Regions from separate parts of the Homo sapiens genome. Here region 1 is linked to region 2. Evidence: chromatin loops called from intact Hi-C (ENCODE). Cell type or tissue: sigmoid colon. All regions are shown on one strand. Region 1 overlaps SND1 (staphylococcal nuclease and tudor domain containing 1). Region 2 overlaps SND1 (staphylococcal nuclease and tudor domain containing 1).

The links. Hi-C counts contacts between places; a loop is a spot of excess contacts. Peaks named below come from ENCODE experiments on the same cell type or tissue, not always from the same donor. Only the 100,000 strongest peaks of a DNase experiment are listed, where the experiment ranks them.
Region 1: it touches region 2 in a loop (23-fold over the local background); 1 of 110 quality-filtered maps calls a loop at or near these places.

What each region holds. Positions count from the first base shown.
Region 1 is chr7:127,676,145-127,678,644 of GRCh38, forward strand. The region is part of intron 1 of SND1 (staphylococcal nuclease and tudor domain containing 1); the gene reads left to right. Among named protein-coding and RNA genes, the nearest start is that of SND1, 25 kb to the left of the region's middle. In sigmoid colon, no CTCF peak of the experiment used is centred here; a DNase peak (open chromatin) is centred at 1,477.
Region 2 is chr7:127,954,089-127,956,588 of GRCh38, forward strand. The region is part of intron 15 of SND1 (staphylococcal nuclease and tudor domain containing 1); the gene reads left to right. Among named protein-coding and RNA genes, the nearest start is that of SND1-IT1, 42 kb to the right of the region's middle. In sigmoid colon, no CTCF peak of the experiment used is centred here; a DNase peak (open chromatin) is centred at 1,013.

The sequences.
Region 1 (2,500 bases), 280 kb before region 2:
AAACCTGTGTTCTAGCCCTCATGCCATCTGACTGTGCCATAGTTTTCTCATCTGCAAAATGAGGATAAGGGTCCCTGTCCTGCTTCCTCAGGGCATTGTTGTGAGGATGAGGAGGGGAGGAGAGCAGGGAAGGAAGGGAAGAGAGATTAATGTTCCTTTAACATTTATTGAGTTACCTTCTTGGTTTCAGGGAGTCAAGGATCTTATGTAATAATACAAATAACCCAGAGGAGATAGTGGTATTATCTTTACTTATAGATGAAGGAATATCACAGTGTTCAGAATGATTTTCACTTGAGTTTGCGTTCAAACTCAAGGCTGTATAATTTCAGAGCTCATGGTTGTTCCGTTAGCCACACCATCTGAGGCTATGATTGCCAAGACAGTTTGTCAAGTATGAAGTTCAATACAAACTTAAGAGATGATACTTACTACTTTCACCCCAGAGGATAGAGATTTGGACATAGGTACTTAAATCTACTTTCCTAGTGAGTGGGTATCTTAACTGATAAATCAAGGGAATTAGAGATTACAGGTTATCAGTCTAAATCTGACAGAATTCAGTGGTGAGAGAATTTCTGTGACTTTGATATTTTCTTTATTTCTTTATTTTTGATACGCAGTTTCACTCTTGTTGCCCAGCCTGAAGTGCAATGGCCTGATCTCGGCTCACTGCAACCTCCGCCTCCTGGGTTCAAGCGATTCTCCTGCCTCAGCCTCCCAAGTAGCTGGGATTACAAGCACCTACCACCGTGTCCAGCTAATTTTTGTATTTTTAGTAGAGATGGGGTTTCACCTTCTTGGCCAGGCTGGTCTCGAACTCCTGACCTCAGGTGATCCACCCGCCTTGGCCTCCCAAAGTGTTGGGATTACAGGCGTGAGCCACTGTGCCTGACCATGATGTTTTCTTCTATATCCCTAGAGGAATGTCCATCTTTTTCTATTGTACATACTCTTCCAGTCTTTATAGCAGACCACACTTTGAGCCATTTCTTGTAACAACAATGTTGGCTATATTTATTGTGTCCTTGTGCTGGGCTCTGTGCTAAGTGCTTTTATTTTGTTTAGGTTTCATAACAACTCTTTATTTTATTTTTATTTCAGCAACAGATTGACAAACTGGATCATAACAACTTATATATATTCTTATGTATTTATTTTATAAATGATGAAATGGAGGCTAATGGAGCCAATTAAATAACTTTCAAAGGTCACTGCTGACATTGATTTGATTCTGAAACTAAATTCTTATTGCCATATACTGCAGCTCCTTCTCTGATTATAAAAACGAGCAGTTTGTGTAACTTGAATTGGTCCAGAATTTATTTTTGCCATGCACTTGCTATTTAGACGACCATAAAACTAGTTTTCATCTCACTCGCTTGTCATAATGCTTTATATCAGGGGTTGGCAAACTTACTCTGTAAAGGGCCAGGTAATAAATATTTTAGGCTTTGCCAGCCATATGGTCTCTGTCGCAACTACTCAACTCTGCTGTTCTAGTGCAAAAGCAGCCCTAGACAATACATAAATGAATGAGCTTGACGTGTTCCAATAAAACTTTATTTATGGACACTGAAATTTGACTTTCATACTCTTTTGCATGTTACATAATCTTCTTTTGATGTTTTTCCAACCTTTTAAAAATGTAAAAACCATTTTTAGCTCATGGTCTGTACAAAAACAGGCAGTAGGCTGGATTTGGCTAGTAGGCTGTAGTTCGCCAATCCTGCATTTTATCGTTTTGAAGTTTTCTTCTTTGCATCTACTTTTTGGGTGTTCTTTTGTAATATTGGACTCTAAGTCAGCTTGCCTTGCAGATGGTACGGTTTAATAAATGTTGGTATGATTTGGGACAGCCAGCTCATGGAAGCTTTACTTGCTTAGTGATTTGGTCTCCAACACCTGTTCTACTGGCACATATAAACAGAGATTTTAATTGAGAAAAAGATTTAATCAGTAGGTAACCTCAGATACCATTTTAACAGAAATCAGCTCCCAAATGCTTGTTTGTATGTGTGGCATAGTGGAATATCAGGATTGGGAAACTTCAACCCCAATCCTTGCTCTGCTGTCAATCCTGGTTATTTTAGGCAAAAGTTACTTTACCTCTCTTGCTCTCAGATTTCTCAGCTGTAAAATAAAATAGCCCAGATTAGATGCTGTCTTTATGTGAAGTCTCTCTGTAGATGATTGTTATGGTCCTCCTGAGATTTAAACTCCGTATATGTAAACTGCGGCCCGATTTTTGGCACAGTTGGCTCGGGAGCAGCAACTTGTGCTTGTACCTGTTGGGTCTGCAAGTGTATCCAGAGCCAGTGAGTCAGCACTGCCATGAGCTCCTGGGCTTCCGGTTCATTGGGTTTGAATGTTGGGCCCTCTAATTTAGGTTTGCCTCTTGTTCTTGCCAGGAAAAAAACCAAAAAGCAATACAAAAACACATACGCACACACACACAAAACAAACAAAAAACTGGCTGTGTTGGTGAGTATTCAGAGAA
Region 2 (2,500 bases):
TGGACAGTGGATAGGGTGGCTATGTGAGCACCTCTCAGTGAAATGAGTCAGGCAGAACCTGCTTTCCTTCCTTCCCCCCTTACTCCAGCAAATATTTCTGGAATGCACACTGTGTTCTGGAGACACAGCAGGAAACAAAACAAAAGCCCACCTTCATTAAGCCAACAGTGGGGTTTTGTATGGAGATGCTGTACTAAAGATCTTATCTGTGAAAATATCTATCTTTACTCCCCCCAAAATGCAGTCTATAAACCTCATTACTGCAGGAGCCCTTATTATTACCTGCTTGGGTAAAACAGTCCCTCCCCCATTTTTGCTTGAGTTGTGCTTCTCCTTGATTAAATAGTGGCTCCGATGGTCTCTTGAAGCAGGGTTGAAAGAGACTCTGGGGAGATCATCTCATCTTTTAATCTCTTATGTCTTCGGCTTTGTATGGAGCAGCCCTCTCTCTCTTTCCCTGGAAGCTCAGGCTCCATCCATGTGACCACTCTCCAAGAGCTTTGTGTTTGTGTTGGCAGAAGTTAGGATCTGGAGAGCAATATTTCTTACAGATTAATTGCCAAAGTAATTATATTGTAAAATAATATGCATGATTGATATTTAATATATCCCTCTCCAGGGAGCTGGAGAGCTTCATTGATTTGGGAAGATGAGCCAGTTGCTTGTTTAGGAGCAGAGCTTTGTATGAAAAGCCAAATTGATGGCCTGGACCTAAAGACAAAGAGCAGGTGATGGGAGGTGGATAAAGCACAGCCTCCAGAATCATAAAGGGTGTTGCACCAAGAAGTCTCCCACCAGTTCCACTTCCAGAAATCACAGATCTCTAGGAGATGACAAGCAGCAGGTTCTCTTGCTGAGACTCATGTCTTGTTTAGAATGAGTATCCCTAGTATCTGCAGTGGGATCCTGCCAATAAAGAATCTCCTCCCTGCCCTGTTGCTGGCACTGGTTTGAAGGATACTGGCTCAAGAGCAGTATCTGGCATCTCTGTAAAGTCTCTTCCTCTCCTTTCTTGTTGAACAGGGCACATGCAGCTTCTCTGTGTGGGTGACGTCCACATAAGGAGAATGCCTTATTTATTTTAGGTCCATGAGCTTGCGTAATGTGCCTATTTAACACCCTCCTAAAAGCGCTTTTCAGCACATGAGCAAGTAACGAAGCCCACTAAATCCTGCCTCTTCTGGGCACACTGGGCTGTTTAAGGTTGTTCCTGCGCTGTGTATTTATGGATAGGAGCTGGAGTTATGACATTTATTTCTGTTGGTTAGGGCACTGATATATATCTGCCTGCATCTCCCATGGAGAACCGCACCTTATCTTGAGAGAGAGATGAGAGCATTCCCATAACTCATCCTGCCAAGCACTGGGACTGTCAGGGTGGGAAGCTACTTCTCTCCCCCTAGCCAGTGGAGTTGTGGGGGGGTGGTGGCACGTGGTTATGCAGAGAGACTTTGGTGGTAAAATTATCTAGGATTTAAAACAGGAGAGAGAAAAATGTAGCTCCTAATAAGCTCTCCTTTTGCTGTCATGCTTTGTTCAACCTGCCCCCCAGTCCCCTTTCTCAGGCATATCATCAGCAATCCTTGGGGTCTATAGAATCAGTTTATTCCAGTCTTTTGCTCTGACAGGATTCTGTCTCCTAACCAGTCTTCTTCTGTTCTCATGACCCTTCTGGCCTGTCTGCCTTGTACAAGGGAGACCATTCTAAGACACATATCTGCTCACATCATGCCCTGCTTATAACTTCTCATCAGTTCCTTTACCTTCAAAATAAGACATACATGGCCTTCATGATCTATACCCTGTTCATCCTTCTAGCTTCGTTACCCACATTCCCCCACCATCCGCTCTTCCTGAGCAGGAGCACTTGAAGAGTCCAAAACTAGTCTTACTGGCCTCAGGCATCTAACCCTTTCTGCTCTCTACTTGGAATGCCTGTTGCCTTCTCTCTTTTTATCATCACCTCCCAGAACCTGGTGTAAGTAAGTATATGGCTCCAAAGAAACCTCAGTTTAGCATACATGTCTCTCTTCCTCTAGCCTGTGTTCCTTGTTTATCTCCATATGCCCAATCCTTAGCACAATGCCTATCTTGTAGCAGATGTTGCATCTGTGTATGCCAAATGAACAGAGATTGTCATCTAGTGATCTCCTGCGAAGTCTCTGCTCCCGCCTCCTTGCTCTATGACCATACCTGCTCCCTGAAATCCAGAGCCCCAGTATGTCACTTGCTCCAATTGCCCCTGCATTTATAGCTGGACTGTGGCAGATACATCTGGATACTTTGTCTCCAGGAGTAAGTCCATGTTGAGGAGGTGGTACACTTGGAAAATCAGATTAAATACTCCTTTAATATTTAATTAACTCTCTTTAGCTCACTCCAGGCAGTGAGCATCTGCATAAAGGTGAGGTGAGGTTACAGAACATCTCTGGAAGTTCATGTGAGAAAGAGGAGACAGGGCTAGAGTGGTCAGGAGAGGCTCGATGGATGGCCTAGAGCT